Linked DNA regions of Homo sapiens: region 1 is linked to region 2. A link is an interaction called in ENCODE POLR2A ChIA-PET data of the cell type or tissue named here. Cell type or tissue: PC-9. All regions are shown on one strand. Links, peaks and the distances in the headings refer to the core of each region. The heading gives the core; the rest is flanking DNA.

Evidence for each region. ChIA-PET counts read pairs that join two places held together with the same protein. Peaks named below come from ENCODE experiments on the same cell type or tissue, not always from the same donor. Only the 100,000 strongest peaks of a DNase experiment are listed, where the experiment ranks them.
Region 1: POLR2A ChIA-PET joins it to region 2 with 10 read pairs; 2 of 35 experiments call an interaction of 5 or more read pairs at or near these places.

What each region holds. Positions count from the first base shown.
Region 1 is chr10:103,892,189-103,900,188 of GRCh38, forward strand. It overlaps STN1 (STN1 subunit of CST complex), which reads right to left. Exons shown (of 10, transcript NM_024928.5): 5 at 7,874-8,000; 6 at 6,689-6,812; 7 at 5,360-5,531; 8 at 1-64. Among named protein-coding and RNA genes, the nearest start is that of STN1, 22 kb to the right of the region's middle. In PC-9, for the core only: no CTCF peak of the experiment used is centred there; DNase peaks (open chromatin) are centred at 2,563, 3,473 and 4,223; H3K4me3 peaks cover 1,279 bases; H3K27ac peaks cover 5,187 bases.
Region 2 is chr10:103,604,571-103,616,558 of GRCh38, forward strand. It overlaps SH3PXD2A (SH3 and PX domains 2A), which reads right to left. Exons shown (of 15, transcript NM_001394015.1): 12 at 8,283-8,620; 13 at 7,011-7,060; 14 at 1,228-1,347. Among named protein-coding and RNA genes, the nearest start is that of NEURL1-AS1, 93 kb to the left of the region's middle. RefSeq lists an enhancer at 2,794-3,651. In PC-9, for the core only: no CTCF peak of the experiment used is centred there; no DNase peak of the experiment used is centred there.

The DNA.
Region 1 (8,000 bases), core at 1-8,000, 290 kb after region 2:
GTTGTATAGCATTCTTAAATATACTATGAATTGCCTTGGAAGTGGTGTCCTTCTTAAAATTCACCTGTAAAGAGAGGAAAAAGAAAAAAGAAAAGAAATAAGTCTCACCTTACGGCACCTGAGAACAACTCCTAGACCAACTGGTTCATGAATTTGTCCAACAGGCCTTTTAACTGCTGAGTCAAAAAGATCCTGGTATGTACCGGCCTAGCAGGATGGTATTTAAGGAGGACTGAGAAGTGTGCCCCGGCAGGTCACCTTTCATAACTGTTCCCTACCTTAGTTGTGATTTTTTTTTTTTTAATGAACTCAACACTCCATAGTGCAGAATAAAAAAAGCTACCCTCACTGTTGGACAATCTTTGACTTATTTTTTATACAAAACCAAAACACTGTATATATATATTAGCCCCCTTTTCCATTAAAATTGAGGCTGTATACAATCTCTTCCTAGGGACTTCAAAGATTTTTTGTATGTTGGAATAATTTGGGGATTCCAGCATGAAGTATTAAATAGCCTCATTATTTTAAATGGAGGACAACAGAGGCTGTGCAGAGATCCACCAAGGGGAGTCCACAAGGCTGAAGGTAGACAGCAGTCCTGGTGAAGCACAGTCCCCACCTAGAAGGGACCTCTGCTGCTGTCAGCTCTCCCCCTCACTTTCAGTGTCTCTTCACTTCTCTGGAGACACGTTTGCCTGGGGAGGGTCATCCAGGTCATCCTGCTTCTTATCCCCGAGGAAGCTAGGCTATCAGCTATGTCCCCCCATGCTTGACCAGATGGGATGCTTCTTGAGTCAGGGACTTTGTTTCATCTTGGCCACCTCCTCCCTAGCACACGTTAGGTGACTGATAAAGTATCTGTGAGATGAATGGAAACAAATACACATTAGAGTGTGTGTATTCTTCTTATTATTCCATTGGGGATTTTCCACTCCTTCCTAAAACAAAGAAAAGGGCGAACAACAATTGCTCTTCAAAGTACAGATCCTTTTTTTTTTTGAGACAGAGTCTCTGTCGCCCAGGCTGGAGTGCAGTGGCGCGATCTCAGCTCACTGCAAGCTCCACCTCCTGGATTCATGCCATTCTCCTGCCTCAGCCTCCCGAGTAGCTGGGACTACAGGCGCCTGCCACCATGCCCAGCTAATTTTTTGTATTTTTAGTAGAGACAGGGTTTCACCATGTTAGCCAGGATGGTCTCGATCTCCCGACCTCGTGATCCACCCGCCTCGGCCTCTCAAAGTGCTGGGATTACAGGTGTGAGCCACCGTGCCCAGCCTACAGATCCATTTTCAATGTGACAGAAATTTGTCAAGATATTGAAAAGATCAGAGTTCCAAACAAATGTGGCAAAGCTTCCAGAAAAGCATTTGAAGGCCAAGTCCTACCTCTATTGAAAGGTACTTACAAAGCCTATGTGGGGCAGCACCCAGAGGTGCTGAAAAAGAGTGGCTGAGATTTGCTAATGACATTTCCTCAAGGGGAGAGGAAAGAGCCTCCACAGGGTCTCAAGTGTTCACAAGTCCGTCCCAAAGTAACCTTCTCTTTCTAGAAGAGACCTCCCAAACAGGCTTTCTGTTACTCTAATAGATCCTGGTGATGTTTCACAAATGTGTTCTCCTGGGCTAACAATAACAGCCTAACACACTAATTGAATTATCAGTCTAAGTTTTTCCTTAAAAGAACAAGCTGGAGAACCTTGTCATTAGAGCCCCCAAACCGACAAACATTCCAGGTTATGACAGCTTCCATTCAGAAGGGAGAATAAGGCTGAGAAATATTTGACAACTCCCACAGGCAGAAAACCTCTCTGGGTGTGTTTAGAATAAACACCACACCTAGCAATCCTCAGCCACACATCTTTTTATTCACGAGGCTTAGGGCAAAACTGTTTTTAATTTCATACATGAGTGCTCTTAGGGGATGCACCATCAGTGCAACATAGACTCCTTTGCAAACCTTCATAACTACTTAATCTTTATAATTCTAAGGAGATCTATCTTCTTTAGTCAATTTAACATAAGGATCCTAAAGGTTAGGTTTATTACATCTCTTAGCAAGATAGAAATAAATTGGAAACTAACTAGAGATGAGTATTACATGATTATTCCTGTCTTTAAAAATGACTCTTGGTTATCCCCAAACCATATAAAAAGCCTAGTTCCCCCTCCCAGATTTCAGTCAGATCAAGCAGCAGGAAGAGACAATGCTAGGCCTAGGAGATTAAAAACACAGTTTCAGCTGTGAGCAAGGACTCAACAGAAATGGCTCTCTGTAAATATAAACAATACTTGAAGCTTCCTTTCCAAAAACATTTGCCTCAGCTGACCCTGGGACATATTTCCCTGGCCTAGTTATAAAGACCATAGTCTCAAGGGTAAAGCCACTAATCGTCTCTTCCAGCCAGCAGCTTTTCCTGGACTGGGATCTGTGTCTTTCTTGTCTTTTTCAAAAAAGCAATGACAGACTCATCAGATTTAGGAAACCGAAATTGCTCACAGGCAAAAAAAAAAAAAAACCAAACAAACAAAAAAAAACAGTCACTAGCTAAACGTGCTGAGCTTTACCAAGCCTCGCCTCATCTCAGGTCAGGAACTGGGTGGATCCCTGAAATATATATAGTCTTCATTCCCAAACAAACTCAACATTCATCCAGCTGTCAAAGAAACAATGGTTTTGCAGGCCCTGCTTATCATGTTTCTGGATTTGCTAAGAAGGACCACTATGAAAAAAAGGAGGAAACATTCAAGCCTGCTCTCTCTCTGCCTCTAAACTATAACACCATCACAATGATTTTTTCTGTTAAGCTTTCATCTGTATGACAACAGAAAGTGCCAAAGGATCTAGGGTTTCAGTCTCATTGTAAAGCACCTTTAGTCTCCCAGGAATCTATTAAACAGAACTCAGTTTAATCACACTGACCTCCCCAACCAGAGCAATGTGAGGGACTAATTCATAATTGATAGAAAAAAGAGTTTCCAAAGACAAAACAAATATAGTGCCATATTCGATTCTTTTTAAACATATAGCACCAGGCAGACACAAGTTTCTGCTGTAAGCATTTTCAAAAAGATATGCCAAAGGTTCCCCACAGATCATTTTGAATGGAGGAGTCTTTTAGTCCTCAAAGAGTCCTTAAGTCTCTCTCTCTACTTAATTATAGCTATCACGGAAGAGCTGGCTTCATGTGAAAAATATGGTCTTCGCTAAGCTTTAAAGTTTCTATCCAAACATGCTGATAGAATCATCAGAAGTCCTAGGAGGTCAATTTGGCTTTGAGCCGCCTCTAAATGATTAAGTGGGAAGAAGGTCAATCTTGCTGTCAGCCGACAGCTGGAGCGCTGCAACTGTTTAGAAGCAACCTTGGCAAAGAACAAAGCAGCCAGTCGTGACCCTTTCCACTTTGGTGTTTTCTGAAACGATATCCCTCATCTCCTCGTATGAAACCATGGGTCACTGGGCACATCAGGCTGTTGCCCAGAAGAGATAATTAGGAGCACAAACAAAACTGAGAAGCAGTGGTCATGCCCAGGAAGTCAGGATGTGACTCAGTATCTGTTCCACCAAAATCAAGAACTTATGTTACCTAGCAAGGGTGTTCACAGCAGCCTTGTTGGTGATGGCAAGAGATCAGAAAACATCTAAACAGTCCAGGAATGGACAGACTGGTCATATACATGATGGTACATGTGACAAAGACTGTAGGGGCCAACCTATATGTACGGCTAGGAAAGAATCTGTGAGACATACGTCAATGAAAAGTGTGGTGTCTCATAGTATACTACGCCATGCTACCATCTGTGTGAAACAGAAGGGGCTACAGTGACTTAGAGTACACACAAGCACAGACTATCTCCAGAATGATATTCCAGACACTAGTACTGGTGCTTGTCTCAGGGGAAAGGGAGTGAGAGGGAGGATGGGAAAGAAACTGACCTTTACCTTTACACTTTGTGGGACAATTTGAATTTTTAAAAATCATTCATTCCTTCAATCAGCAAATAATGAGTGAGAACCTGCTTTATGCCAGCCCCGTTCTAGGCCCTGGGTAGAGAGCAAAGAATAAGACAGACAAGTCCTCTGCTCTCACAGAACTTAAATTCTGATGGAGGAATAGGCAAGCAAACAAATAAAGACCAGTGACGTCAGATACAAAAACAGGGTGTAAGGGTGAGGGGCCACGTGGCAATCAGAGCAGCTAGACGGCCAGGGAGGGCAAGGAGGGACATTTAAGCTGAGATCATTCCCTGGTGGGATAAAGAAAGTAAATAAATGAGTCACGTTACAACAACAACAAACCTAAGAACTGCAATGAAAGGGAAAGCCTAAAATCAATGTCTCAAATAATTCTTAATTCCAAGCAATACGTCAACACCAAGCAACAAAACAAGTTACCCAAATAAAACTAGGGGTAAAAACATGGAGATAACTTTTTCTTTTTTTTTTGTTGGGACAAGGTCTCACTCCGGGTGACAGTCAGGGGTCAGGGTCACCCAGAGTGAGACCCTGTCTAATTTTTGTATTTTTAGTAGAGACAAGATTTCACCATTTTGGCTAGGCTGGTCTTGAACTCCTGGCCTCAAGTGATCTGCCCACCTTGACCTCCCAAAATGCTGGGATTACAGGCGTGAGCCACTGCGCCTGGCCCCTCGTTACTTAATCTTATTATGCTTAATATTTGAGTAGAAAAAAATAATAATAGTCTAAGGTCCATAGTAGTAGGTTGTTAGTATTCATTGAGATGGATGTTTAATCTCAGCAGAAGCCAAGTGACAGGGAAGTAGATGAGAGGAGGTAATTATCCATCCAAGATGATTTATTCATCAGCAAAATGATTCGCGAACTTGAACCATGGTTTTTAATGACTTGCTCTGTCTTTTTCAGAATAAGATTAACCCATTGTGTTTTAGGAGTTTAAATAAAGACCGAGTTGTATTCAGACTCATTTGTAAGTAAAATTTCAAGGAACACTTAAGTAATTTTTTATTCTTTAATTTTTTATTCCTCTTAGAAAAAGTTATCTTGGTTAGCCAGGCGTGATGGCACATGCCTGTGGTCCCAGTTACTTGTGAGGCCAAGGCAGGAGAAGCACCAGCCTGGGCGACAGAGTGAGACTCTGTCTCCGAAAAAAAAAAGATTAGGTAAGGAGGAAGAAGGGGCAGGTCCAGCCTTATGCCTCATTTCAAGTTCTTAGTAGTCAATGACCTTTCCAGAATAGAAATAATGTGTGACAGAACCATTCCCTCCGTTCCCTGGGTCAACTCTGTGAATCTTCATGCCACAGTCACTTTCACCCACACCTGCAGTTGCAGATCTGGGGCAGGGAACCAGAATTCTCACATGGGCATGCTGCACTCACTTGGTCGGAGGAGGCACTGTGAATCACAGGCTGATTGGCAAGGGACAGCAAAGACTCCACCATTTCCAGCTCCTGCTGGTAAAAGCTCTGCACTCTGTTCTCCATGAGGAATTCTTTGGCTTTTTCACTCAGCAAACTCGTGAGACTGGGGAGGTCCAGGGCGCCTGGATTGCTGCGGAGGGAAAGTTTTAAAGAGCTCTGCAGAAAACCATCACCTTTGTTCCTTTTTGGTGTATAAAAACCAGAAAATTAGCTAGAAAATGCAACACTATATTGGAGTTTGTTTTTCATATACAGAGTAATATATACAGGGAACATCATGTGGTTGTTTAAAATGATGAGGCAGAACTACAGGAACTAAGATATTCATGACAGATTAGGAGAAAAAAGTCAAACTGCAGAACAGCATGTAAGGTATGGTCCTATTTTTATATAAAAAAAATGGAAACCCACAAAATCTATGGGTGAATATTCATGCTTGTGTAAGCACAGAAGAAACTAATTTAAAAAGACACACATTGGCTTATGAACATTGGTAATCTCTGGGGAATGGTCCTGAGGCAGGAGACAGGAAAATGGAGAATTTTCACTTTTTATATGAGTCTATAGTTGTGCTTTTAATATACTTTTTTGAATATATAATATATTCATGTTAAAAAACATTAAAGGATACACAGTAAAGTCTCCTTTCTGTCCCCTTCCTGTCCTATCCTCCGGTCCCCACCCCCGAGGGAGCTGCTGTTACCGGTTCTCTGTGTCTCCTCTCAGAGTTCTTTTATGCACATATTAGCAAATATGCACACATTCTCATTCCTCCTGGGTTTTCTCCCCTATAAAAAAGTAAAATCATCCCTGGTTGAGAATGACCGGTGCAGGTTTTTTTAAAACAGGTTTTTGATTATGACGTGCTATGGTATCATATTTTGATTATGAGGTGACTTGGTGCATTTTTCTTCAGGTTTCTTGCCTTGGGGTTCATTGAGCTTCCTGGATCTGTGAGTTTAAAGTTTTTATCAAACTTGGAAAAATGTCAGGCATTATTATTTCTTCCAAGTGTTTTTCTCTGCTCCTGCCTCCACTCCTCCTTCAGTGACTCCAATTACACCCATAATTTCCTCACGACAACCCTAGGACATCTGTGCTATTATTCTCTTCATGTTACAGTTGAGGAAATTGAAGCATAGAGAGGGTTAGAGGGCTTGCCCAGAGCCCCACAGTGCATAGGTGGATGATTCGGGATTTGAACCTAGGCCGATCCCAGCATCTGGGCTCAGCTGCTTCAGTTTTCTGCCGTGGTCACGTGCTCAGCAGTGATAAGTCACCACTTACCTTAGTGCCTCTTCTTTCTCTAGGGCTGAGCTGTGAAAAGGCTGGTCATAAACTTTCCTGTAGATAGTGGGCAGCTCAAGCATCCTTGCAATTTGAATGTTCCACACTGGGTCGTCCACTTTATCTAACAAGTGACCAGAAAAAAGATGCTACAGAAATTACAAATTACATTGAGATCAATTCTTTCCCAGGCCCAAACTGCTGCTAAGACAACAGTAAATGAGGTGCTGGGTGGGCCTCCTTCCTTGTGAGTGCCCAGGGATCACAGTCTAGATGCACTAAATGGCTCCCAGTCATCCTGCATGAGGGAATGCGATGCCCTAAGTGTCATGGGCTTGGCCAGGGCCAAGGAACCAGGAAAGCACATCAATGTATTGATTCGTCTGCTCCTCTGGTGGACAGCAGGGGCTGTCCTTGAGATTTCCAACTGAAAACCAGCCAGCACGTGCAAAGGGAAGATGATGGGGAACTGTCATATTTCTGATTAGCTGTTTTCATTTAAAGTTAATGGACTTAATGGTATTCAAGAAATTTCTGGCCAGGCACAGTGGCACACGGCTGTAATCCCAGCACTCTGGGAGGCTGAGGTGGGCGGATCTCTTGAGCTCAGAAATTTGAGACCAGCCTGGACAACATGGCGAAACCCCATCTCTACAAAAAATTAGCTGGGTGTGGTGGCGCATGCCTGTAGTTCCAGCTACTCAGAAGGCTGAGGTGGGAGAATCTCCTGAGCCCAGGAATTTGAGGCTGCATTGGGCTGTGACTGTGCCACTGCATTCCACCCTGGGCAACAGTGTAAGACTCTGTCTCAAAAAAAGAAAAAAAATAAAGAAAAAATAAAGAAATTTCCATTATTTTGAAGAATATTCATATTTTGCCCTAATGGATTGACATTCTGAACTTGAAAGTGCTTTGGAAACTCTACTATGTCATCCAAATAAACTTGCCAACCATATATAAAGTAAATAATTCATTTTCTTTCCCAACTTATAATTAGCTGTCTTCAAAATAAAAGTAAGAAATGCTGATTTTCTAAAGAAAGCATGTTAAACAATGTAATTCACTCATTAAATAGAGTTATACCTTAACTGAACTTTTTGAAAGTTTGACTTCCAGCTGAACAAGAGGTTTACTGGACGCACATCCAGAAAAACCACCAATTTGGTAGAAATATCTTGTGCTTACAGTAAGTGGTGGCATGAATCTCTCGCTCTTCTCTGTATGTGCGGATACTGCCTCTGACTCGGATCGTGTCCCCGATCTCTATCTTTGTTTTCTGCTCAATGGTCTCTTGTAGCTTCTTAAGTTGTGA
Region 2 (11,988 bases), core at 1,880-9,879:
CCTGGAGGAAAAGGTCCTGGGGTGGGGAAGGGGTAGCGTGAAAACACTGGCACTATGGGAAGAGGGCCAAGGAGGGAGGGAAAGGTGAAGAATGCAAAGGCAAGAAGAGACCAGTCCTCTGCATCCCCCACTAGAAGAGAAAGATTTTCTCCTTCTTTGGGTCCTACATTCTGTCCTTCACCCTGCCCCAGCCCTGTACCTACAGTTCAAGCACAGGTGGCTCCTGAGCCTGACAGTTCTGCCACATTATGCTCTTTACAGACTCTCCTGGAAACCTCAGTACAGAGAGAATGATTTTTCTTGGAAATTTAGTTGCAAGTTCCAGGCATGTGATTTAAAACATTCACATTGGGAATGTCACTGCTTTAGAGGCAGAGACTGCCCAATGAGTCTGACAGGTTCACTTGTATTAGATGGAGTTAACTCAATTACTACACAAAGCCACTCAGAGAATTGACTAAGTTACAGCTCTTCTCTGCTGCCGGGAATACCATGCTCAGCCCCAGCCACAAAATAGAGTGGCATGAATGCTGGAAGACATGCTGGGGGGTGGAGGGGCGTCCCAGGATCTATCACCCTGTTTTGCAGAGAGAAATGCTTAAAGTTGGGGGTGGCGGGTGAGAGAAGTGACTGCATCAAAGGCCAGGGGTCATGTGGTGTGGACTTGGCCAGAGCCCAGGTCCCCAGTATCTCAGTCTACCTGCCTGGTCCACATCCTCCTAACAACACTTCCTGATGTGGCTTCTGCAGGATCCTGGCCCTGAGATGTTCCTGGGAGAGAAAGCTTGTGGGGTTGGGCAATGCTGTCTATTCTAGACCCCTTGTAGGTGACACTCCCAGTGACATCCTTGTATCCTAGGCTCTGGGAAGCCCTGCAATTAAAACAACAAATGGGTTGGATTTTGTTTAATCCACTGTCCTGCAAGCTCATTTGACCAAAGAAGCCCTTTGTTTCAAGGCCCCCCTGTCACAAGCTCCTGCACATGCTCTGGGAAATGTTGTGAGACAAGCCCTGTGAGCTCAGGGTGGAGCGTGAGAGCTGGGATCTAGTTTAGGCCATGGCACTGGCCAGCGCCAGGCAGATGCTCATCTTTGTGGGGCTCATTTCTGTACCTTTCCTGCCTGCCTGCCCCTCAGGAATCTTACTAGCAAGGCCTAAAATGGGAAATGCAGTAGGTTTTCCACCACAATGAGTTAAAACCCTCGGCCTCATGGCCCAAGGCTTACCTCTGCCTTCTGTCCACCCCGAAAGCTGATGCCATCGGAAATGCACGACTGGAATTCGGCAATGGTGTAGTACTCCACCTCAACAGAAGGGGGCTCTGGTGGCTTTGGCAGTTGGAACCCCTAAGGTTAAGGAACACACAGTGGGCAAAACCCGCCTAAATCAGAAGAGTAACTTGGCCAAGGGTTGGTCCCCACTCAGTCCCCAGGGGGTGCGGATGGCCGTTTACACCAGCTGGACAGCAGCTGGCCTGAGTACGTATCTATCATGGGAGTCTCAGGGTATATATCGCCAGGGGACTACTCTGATGAGGCTTTCTAATAATACTCAGGACTCACGGAAGACTTGTCTGAGCTATCAAAATTCTCACATTACTATTACTATCATCATCATCATCATCATCATCATCATCATCATCATCATCATTACTCTGAGATAGGGTCTTGCTTTGGGACCCAGGCTAGAGTGCAGTGGAGTAATCAGAGCTCACTGCAGCCTCCATCTCCTGGGCTCAAGTGATCCTCCCACTTCAGCCTCCCCAGTAGCTGGGACTACAGGCACACACCACCACACCTGGTTAATTTTTTTTTTTTTTTTTGGTAGAGATGGGCTCTCTCAGGATCTGGAAGAATTTGCTAAAAAAAAAAAAAAAAAAAAAAAAAAAGCTCTCCCCCTCCCCCTCCCCTTCCCTCTCCCTCTCCCCACGGTCTCCCTCTCCCTCTCTTTCCACGGTCTCCCTCGGATGCCGAGCCGAAGCTGGACTGTACTGCTGCCATCTCTGCTCACTGCAACCTCCCTGCCTGATTCTCCTGCCTCAGCCTGCCGAGTGCCTGCGATTGCAGGCGCGCGCCGCCATGCCTGACTGGTTTTCGTGTTTTTTTGGTGGAGACGGGGTTTCGCTGTGTTGGCCGGGCTGGTCTCCAGCTCCTAACCGCGAGTGATCCGCCAGCCTCGGCCTCCCGAGGTGCCGGGATTGCAGACGGAGTCTCGTTCACTCAGTGCTCAATGGTGCCCAGGCTGGAGTGCAGCGGCGTGATCTCGGCTCCCTACAACCTCCACCTCCCAGCCGCCTGCCTTGGCCTCCCAAAGTGCGGAGAGTGCAGCCTCTGCCCGGCCGCCACCCCGTCTGGGAAGTGAGGAGCGTCTCTGCCTGGCCGCCCATCGTCTGGGATGTGAGGAGCCCCTCTGCCTGGCTGCTCAGTCTGGAAAGTGAGGAGCGTCTCTGCCCGGCCGCCATCCCATCTAGGAAGTGAGGAGCGCCTCTTCCCGGCCGCCATCCCATCTAGGAAGTGAGGAGCGTCTCTGCCCAGCCGCCCATCGTCTGAGATGTGGGGAGTGCCTCTGCCCTGCCGCCCCGTCTGGGATGTGAGGAGCGCCTCTCCCCGGCCGCGACCCCGTCTGGGAGGTGAGGAGCCTCTCTGCCCAGCCGCCCCGTCTGGGAAGTGAGGAGACTCTCCGCCTGGCAACCGCCCCGTCTGAGAAGTGAGGAGCCCCTCCGCCCGGCAGCCGCCCCGTCTGAGAAGTGAGGAGCCCCTCCGACCGGCAGCTGCCCCGTCTGGGAAGTGAGGAGCGTCTCCGCCCAGCAGCCACCCCGTCCGGGAGGGAGGTGGGGGTCAGCCCCCGCCAGGCCAGCCGCCCTGTCCGGGAGGTGAGGGGCGCCTCTGCCCAGCCGCCCCTACTGGGAGGTGAGGAGCCCCTCTGCCCGGCCAGCCGCCCCGTCCGGGAGGGAGGTGGGGGGGTCAGCCCCCTGCCCGGCCAGCCGCCCCGTCCGGGAGGTGAGGGGCGCCTCTGCCCGGCCGCCCCTACTGGGCAGTGAGGAGCCCCTCTGCCCGGCCACCACCCCGTCTGGGAGGTGTACCCAACAGCTCATTGAGAACGGGCCATGATGACAATGGCGGTTTTGTGGAATAGAAAGGGGGGAAAGGTGGGGAAAAGATTGAGAAATCGGATGGTTGCCGCGTCTGTGTAGAAAGAAGTAGACATGGGAGACTTTTCATTTTGTTCTGTACTAAGAAAAATTCTTCTGCCTTGGGATCCTGTTGATCTGTGACCTTACCCCCAACCCTGTGCTCTCTGAAACATGTGCTGTGTCCACTCAGGGTTAAATGGATTGAGGTCGGTGCAAGATGTGCTTTGTTAAACAGATGCTTGAAGGCAGCATGCTCGTTAAGAGTCATCACCACTCCCTAATCTCAAGTACCCAGGGACACAAACACTGCGGAAGGCCTCGGGGTCCTCTGCCTAGAAAAACCAGAGACCTTTGTTCACTTGTTTGTCTGCTGACCTTCCCTCCACTATTGTCCTATGACCCTGCCAAATCCCCCTCTGCGAGAAACACCCAAGAATGATCAATTTAAAAAAAAAAAAAAAAAAAAGAACACAGGACAGAGGCAGACCCACCAGCAGGGAGAACACCACGTGAAGCCTGGAGTCAGGCTTCCGGAGTCCCGGAAGCCGGGAGAGAGGCGGGGAACAGGTCCTCCTCCCACGCCTTCCCAGGGAACGAGGCCCTGTCGGCACCCTGATCTCCTCGCCCCTAGAACTGGGAGACAACACGTTTCTGCTGTTAAGCCACCCAGTGTGTGGTACTTTGTTACAGCAGCCCCCAAAAATAAAGACACCATTCCATGTCAAGAAAAAAAAAAAAAAAAAAAAGAAAAATTGTGTTGGGATTTAAATTAGAATTTCATCGAATTTACAGATTAGGGATAAAATTGAATAATACCGAGTCTTCTCATCCATAAATGTACCTTATTTCCATTCTGCCAGGCCTTCAATTCATTTTTGTGATTTTTCTTCATCAAAATATTGCACATTTTAATTAAATTATTCTATTCTTTAAAAAAAAAAAAAAAAGAGAAAAAAACTAGAGACAGGGTTTTGCCTGGTCTCAAACTCCTGGGCTCAAGCAATCCTCCTGCCTCAGCCTCCCAAAGTGCTGGAATTACAGGCATAAGCCACTGTGCCCAGCACAAAATGCTCATTATTAATGCAGTAATTTCTAATCTTACATCTCTGGAGGTCTAGTTTTCAGATGCCTCAATAGCTGAATCTCAAAATGAAAATTAAAAAGCAGAGAAATCTCCTGTAATCGTAGTGCTTTGGGAAGCCCAGGTGGGAGGACTGCTTGAGGCCAGGAGTTTGAGATCAGCCTGGGCAAATAGTGAGACCCCATTTCTACCACACACACATACACACACACACACAAAAATTAGGTGGACATGGTGTTATGCACCTGTGGTCCCAGCTACTTGGGAGTCTGAGGCAGGAAAATAGCGTGAGCCCAGGAGTTCGAGGCTGCAGTGAGCTATGAACAGACCACTGCACTCCAGCCCAACTGACAGAGTGAGACTCTGTCTCTGAAAAAAAAAAAAAAAAAGAAAGAAAGAAAAAGCAGAGAAATCATTCTAACAAAGCACTTGCACACTGCCCTGTGGGAGAGGAAGGAAAGCCACTGTCCTGGAGTCTAGGGGTGAGGGCTGCAGGTGGGACTTCTGACAGCACAGGCAAGGCAATGGAGCACAGTGGTCTCTAGTCTGGGGTGTGTGTGTAAGAAGGCAGTGCGGTTGAGTGAGCAAAGTCTTTGGCTGGTCATCATGACAAGGCCAGATAGGCAGGCAAGCACTAAATAAACTCGCAATATTCTGTGGGCAGGGTAGAACTCATTGGAGATCCTCAATGCTTTTCAGAAACTGGCACAGCAGCATCTAAGCATGACATTCAAGGACATTTAGAAGCTGGCTTTGGCCCATGGTTTGTGAGCCTCACCCATTCATTTAACAACTGTTTGTTGTGTGTCTACTGGGTGCCAGACACTGGTCTAAGGCACCGAGCGCCCAGTAGGAAACCAAATGGACAACCCCCTGCCCTTGTGGATTGTATATTTTTGCTTCAATGGTCTTGTCTCTACTCAGCTAAAATGGACTTTGTACCCCGCTATTTATGTCCTCCCTCATGCAAAGGGGTTCAAATAAAGCAATTGGGAAAAAAAGGTGGGAGGGATGAGGGGACGGGAAGAAGCTTGGTGTAGCAGGAAGACCTGGAAAGACCTCAACCTTGGGGCTGGACTCCAATCATAGCAATTTACCAGCTGTGTGGCCCTGGGCAAAGCCCTTGACGTCTCTGAACTTCAGTTCTCTCATCTGTAAAATGGAACTAATACCAGCATCCTGAAGAGGATCCCTGAGATAACATACATCACTTTGGGCCCAGCGAGGGGCATAGGGAGAGCTCAATAAATAGAAGCTGGAACTCAGCACTCCTTCTGAACTTCTCTTCTTCCCAGCCTTCCTCATCCTTCAAGGCTCTGCATGTCCTAACCCCACCAGTTGAAACTGAGCTGAGGCAGAGTGAGTGAGGGGTGGGAGGAAGCTGGTTTTGAGGGATTGAGTGAGAATCTGCCACCTTTCCTGGCCCCAGGGCCTGGCTGTGCAGCCGTGCATGTGAGCAGACACAGCCCAGGCTCAGCCCAGGCCACATCTCTGGCCAGGTGGGATGCAGCTGGGCCTAACTGGAAACAGCAGCCCTGCCTCAGCAATCCCCACATTTGGTAAGTGTGGAAGGAATTACCCCATTCTTGCCAAAATCAAGTCTGCCTGAAAATAATTAGCCGTGGCTAGGAGAGATGGTTGAGAGGGAGAATTCAGTGTTTGGGTGTGTAAAACTCAGGAGGAAAAAGAGAAACTCCACTGGGGTCCATGGCCAAGGCAAGGAAGGTCTCATCTCCAGGGATGAAATCTTTAAAAACCATATTTTTATGGAGGGCCTACTCTTCCATAGACTGGTGCCATCTCCCTTAGCCAGGGCTGATGTCACTGACCACAGTAACTCTTGTTGCTAAGCCCAGATGTGACTTCAGAATCCTCCTTAACCCAGTGCACCAGGTAGTATTACCAAGCAGGCAAGAGCTGACATAGGAAATGGAAACCTGTTTGCTAGCCCCCCACATAAATCATCTCATTTCATCCTTACAACAGCCCTAAGAGATGGCTAGTACTGTCCCGTCTGATAAATAAGGGCACTGAAGCTTGTAGAGGGCAACTGGCTTACCTACAGTCTCTCCGCCTCTAAGTGTCAGAAGTGGAATCCGAATCCATGCCTGGCACTTGAAGACACACTCTTTCCACTACATCCCACTGCGCTTACTAACAGTTCTTTGTTCCAAGGCTCTCAGCCTGCCACCAGCATCGCAGGCACCCCAAGCCCTGGCCCCTGATGCGTATCTACCTGCCCGAGGGTCTGGACACCAGGAAACCCCACCCACATGAACCAGGGACCCTGGCAGTGTTAACCTCTTAAAGCTGGGGCGTGAGCCACTCCTTGCAACTCACACTCCTCCCTGGAAGACGTTCACTGATCTGCCCTCTGCCCTCCCAGACTCTGCCATCCACCACCTCCACTGGGCATTCCTGACCAGGGAAAGCTGAAAGGCTTCCAGGCTAGCATGGACAGGAGCCCCATTTCCAGCCTCTGGCAATGCCCTGGCTGGACACTTTTGCCGGGCAGTCTAAATGTTTATGTCTGCCAATGCAGTGGCTGGGATGGATTTATTTAGCTTTGGAGTGCAGTGTGTTTCCGATTATAAACTGTCCAGCCAGGCCTCCAGGAAGGCTGGGATCTGCAGGCTTCCCTCCCTGCCCCTAGCCCCACAAAACTAGAAGCCCCAGCAGGGCTCTGGAAAACCCCTGGATCAAGAGGCTCTGCCGCAAGATAGCCAATTGATCGGGTGGCTATAGCGCATTCACAGAAAAGGAAGGAAAGGGGAGAAGAAATTCAGTACACATACCAGGCTGGATTCTCTGCGTGGTGGAGGTCTTGTCCGTAGGTTCGGGGAGCCTAGAGGAAGAGACATGGCTTCAGAAATCCTAGTCAGACGATGGGCAACAGTACCCATACCTGCCTTCCCTAGGTGAAACTAACTCCTGATCCTTCAAGTTCATGCTTTAGCTCAGCCTTTATGAAGGACTTGACACTCTAAGTCACTATGGGCACTGTGGTTGGGCTTTTTCAAGGGGAAACTATAGACCTTTACCTTGGCTGTGCTTCCAGGGGATCTATGAACACTCTAAAATTATGTGCACTTTTCAAAATGTGCAGCTATGTGGGCATTTTTCAGGGTAACGGGTGTATAGATTTATCAGGTTTTCAAAGTTAGGAGCAGAGACCATGTCTGTTTTTTGCTTACTATTAAATCCATAGAAGCTAGCATAATGCCAGGCAAGAGGAGGTGCCCAATAACTGTTTCCCAGCTGGTTCCCTAAAAGATTTCAGGCACGAGAGCTAACTTAACCCAGTGGAGCTAAACTAAAGAAACAGCTTTCCTCCAGATTTTAAGAATGGCTGGACACAAACAAAAGCTAGGTTCCTATAACATGGAAGTTTTAAGCCTCAACAAAAGGCATTATTGGGCCAGAGATGGAGGGTGCCAGACTGCCTGGAGTCTCCTGTAGAAATGAAGATGATTCTTGAAGAACGCCCTGTTGAAACTGCCTGTGTAGAGTGGTAAAGCCTTAGCTCCCAAGTCTCTTAGGTTTCCAGTAACGAGTGGAAAGTCATAGGGAAGGAGCTGCTAAGGCCCAGAAAGACGTTTCTCTACAGACTGTCACTCCATAGGGCAGCCCTGCATATAGCACCCACATTCAACAGCCCAGGGAAATGTGTTTTTTTGATTTTTTAAAAGTCAGCTACACATCATCTATCTTGATTTATAAAGCCTTTACCATAAGGAAAAGAAAACATTTCTTGCTCTTGGAACGCGTGTATCTGCAGAGTGACCATTGCTGGCTCTCCACTAGAGGAGGGAACGCTACCACCCACATCCTCATGTGATCTAGCTTCCGTGGAGCAGCTGGGAGCAGTTGAGTCATCATACTCCTCTGCCTTCTCCACTCCTGTGATGAGCATGACACAAGTTGACAGAGTGAGGGTCAAAGGCCAGTCTGTAGCCCAGGAGGAAAACGCCATGGGGGTCCTGTGCACCCCCCTGGCTTTCACGGCACCCATGCCCATTCTCTAAGGAGCTTTGCAGTGAGGACCTAGAGGTCAGCGAGGCTCTTACTGATCTGGGCCCGCTGAGGGGCAATCCTGGCCACAGCTGGAGAGCCCTGGGCCAGCCTGGAGACAGTCCTGTCAGGAACGCCCACGGCACTGCCATTGGAGGCATTGCAGAGGATGGGCAGGCTGATCTCCTTCTTGGCAATGGGGGCCTCATGGCCCTCGCCTTCGGCTGGTGGAGTTTCCTTGTCCCCAGACGCCTTCTTGTTCAGCAGGTTGCTGATCTCCATGATGTTCCCAATGATCTCCACTGGGCCGGCCAGGTTCTTCTTCCGGGTTGGCAGGTCATCCTTGGCCTTCTTCAGGTAGGATGCTGGCGCCCAGCCCTCTTTGCCCAGGTATCTGTGGGGAGGAGCAGGATGTGCTATCATTAGAGCACTCTGACCTCACAGCCCACTCCCAGGCCCTAGGATCCATCTGGCCTTGCCCAGTGGAGCCTTCCCTACCATGTTCTGCAAGGCTTGGCAATCCCACTACTCTGGAGAGAAATGGCACCGAGGGTAGATGGAAAAGACACCCAGAACACCAATTCCCACTGCCCCCCCACCATGCTCCTTTTTCTTTGCCTGATCCCTCTTGGGGTGGGCTCTCATGTTCTGCAAAGTCAGGCAAATGTGGGAGCTTGGGATCAGATTTATCAACTTTTGGGTTGCCCAAAGGAGGACTTCATAATGGCCTGCTACTTCCCAGTCAGTTGAGGATAATTAGAGAGATAAGAAGAAGGTGTGGATGTGGTATGTAGAGGTAAATGGCCTGTAGGAAGGGGAGGTATTATTAGAGAGGGAATTGACTCCAGAAGGTGAGAGTCAGGCAGTCTGAGTTCTAGTCTGTGGTACCTTGCACAAGTCCCTTCCCTGGAGCTCAGTTTGTGTCTCTTTTGCAAGATGCAGGGATAGAGTCGCTGCTAAAAATGTACCCAGAAGGACAGACATGTTGAGATCAACTAAGCTGTCTCCAACATCTTAGCTGGAATGGCTCCTCCATGCCAGATGACTGAATGGGACAGCTGTGGTGCCACTGCAGGGAGAGTAGGTGGATCCTCTATAGACTGTCACAGACCAAGTTCACAAACCAGGCTAAATTTACTGTAGTGGAACAAAGATGCATTATTCAATAAGTGATTTGGGGCTGGGCGAGGTGGCTTACACCTGTCATTACAGCACTTTGGGAAGCTGAGGCAGGAGGATCGTTTAAGGCCAGCCTGGGCTACATAGCAAGATCTCATCTCTACCAAAAAAAAATTTTTTTTTTTTTTAATTAGCTGGGTGTGATGGTGCATACCTGTAGTCCCAGGTGCTTGGGAGGCTGAGGTGGGAGGATTGCTTGAGCCCAGAAGTTTGAAGCTGCAGTGAGCTATGATCATACCACTGCACTCCACTCTGGGAGACAGAGTGAGACCCTGCCTCCAAAAATGTAAAAAGTGATTTGGGGAAAACTGATGACCCAGTTAGGAAAAACAAGTAAGACAGACACTGGCTTTATACCATATAGCAGAATTAACAAATAGAAGATTGACATAATGTTGGGGGTTGAGAAAATCTAAGTGGGGCTCCAAAAGCAGAAACCATAAGTGAAAAGACAAAAGCACATGACTAGATAAAACTAAAACCAAAGCAAAACAAAAACAAAACAAAACAAAAGGAAACAAAACCAAAAGCTCATAAACAAAGGCAAAAGGCAAATGATAGGGCTGACTTAATTTCTGGTGATTCGATGACTTCTGAAAACAAGCTTTTCCTTTTTTCCTCGTGGTGTTGAGTTTTCACCCAAACCCATGGGGACTTCACTTCCTGGTCCAGTAGTCGCTGGCCAGTGCCCCCAAGTCTGGGTTGCAATGTCCCCATCTGCTCCCTGGACACATCTGGCTCTTTGGAATGGCTCCTCCACACCAGATGTCTGAACACCTCCCCCCCCGCCCCGCCCACCGTCTTCCTGATCTGACCTTGTTCTTGGGCGCTCATTAGGTGGGAGAAAAGGAATATGAAAGCTGAAGTTCCTATCAACATGTCTGAGCTTTGCGAGAAAGCTCAGGTAGGAGGTGGCTCCTTACGTTCTGTCACAGAAACATGCAGGCAGGCTGAGCCAAGCTCGCCTCCCCAGGGATTGGGAGGCAGAGGTGAGTTAACACGTGGGTGGGAGTCAGGGGCCTGTCTTTGGCTCCCTGATGCAATGGGTGCAAACAGAAGCACAGAATTTTAAGGGTGGATGGAAGCAACGAGTAAAAATACCTAATCTTATGTGAGCCAACAACTACGGCTCAGAAAAGCAAGGGGGTCACACAGTGAGCGCTTAGCAGCATCTGGCCCAGAGCCTGGTGCTCTTGCATCTCAGAGAAAAGACAAAGATGAGCCCACTGGCCCTCACTGACGATTTTTCTACATGGACACTGTAGAGCTATGGGGAGAGGGGGCTCATGGAGGTGACGGTCAGGCCTGCTTAGGGCCCCGAGTGCTGTATTTGTGTTCCTTCAGCACTACATGGGTAAAATTAAGATTCCAGGAGGAGAAACGCAAGGGAATCAGGAGTGCCTGTGTGTGTCTGGGTCCAGCTCTGCTCACATCTGCTTTCCAGCAATGGAGAATGAAATGACTCCAGCGGGAAGCAAGCTGGAAAGGGCGCGATGGAGAGTGCGAGGGTGTGTGTGTGTGTGTGTGTGTGTGTGTGTGTGTGTGTGTGTGTGTGTAGGGGTTGGGGGAGGAGAAGAAAGACAGGAAATGAGGATCAACGTAGAGCCTGGAATGTTGGGAAATGGCATATTTAAGGGGGTGTCTGGCAGCCTTTTTAAGGTGGAATCTTTTCAGCCGGGTTTTCTCAGTCCAAGCTCCTGCTGGCTGTAAGACTAGGCCATGGGGATAGGAGCGGACTAGAAGCAGCTCAGAGTGACTTTGTTGGTCATTTTAGAAAACAAAAAAATAATAATAAAGCAGCCTTGTAGATAAGCTCCAGGCAAGTGAGCTAGGCCACCAGCCTGCCAGAATGTTTCCTGGCTTTCCCATGTTCAACTCATGGCTGGTGGGTGATTGGGTTGACTCTAGTTTCCATTGCTCAGAGAACATAAAAGTCTAGGGGCACTGGCTTTGGACAATACACATCCAGATGCACAGTCCCATCCCACCCAATGGGACAGAAAGGGACATCTCAGCCCTCCTGACTGATATGCACCAGGGCTCCGGGGTGGGGCGGGGTGGGGGCGGGGTAGGGGCGGGGGGTGTGGTGCGTGCCATGGAGCCATGTTCCATCAGGTCAGACTAAGGTGCAATCTCCATATGGCCAGTGACCTCAGCATGGACTAGCCTTTAATGCCATCATGTTGTACCATGTTCTGAGCAACTGTCCCACGAGTACTCACATCCCCTGGGGCACATTGGTGCCACTGCACAATCCTGTCCCCTCTGTCGGAGACCACCTAGAATGCATGTCCTGCCCACAGTGGATCTGGGGTCCCCAGAGCCCAAGGATATAGGACTATCCCTGTCAGCTGGGTAACTGGCAGAGAAGAGAGAAGGTGGGCAAAGTCATCACAGCTGAGCCAGTTCCAAGGACACCAAAAGCACTTACTGAGATCAAGTCTCCTGGAGCATTTCTTGAGAGCAGGGGTCCTGGAAGGGTAGGTCTTGGCCAGGTAATGGTGAGTGAAACCCACGGGATTGTTTGCCTCCAGCAGGTCAGGAAAGACCCCACTTCCCTACCCATACCATTCAATAGGATTC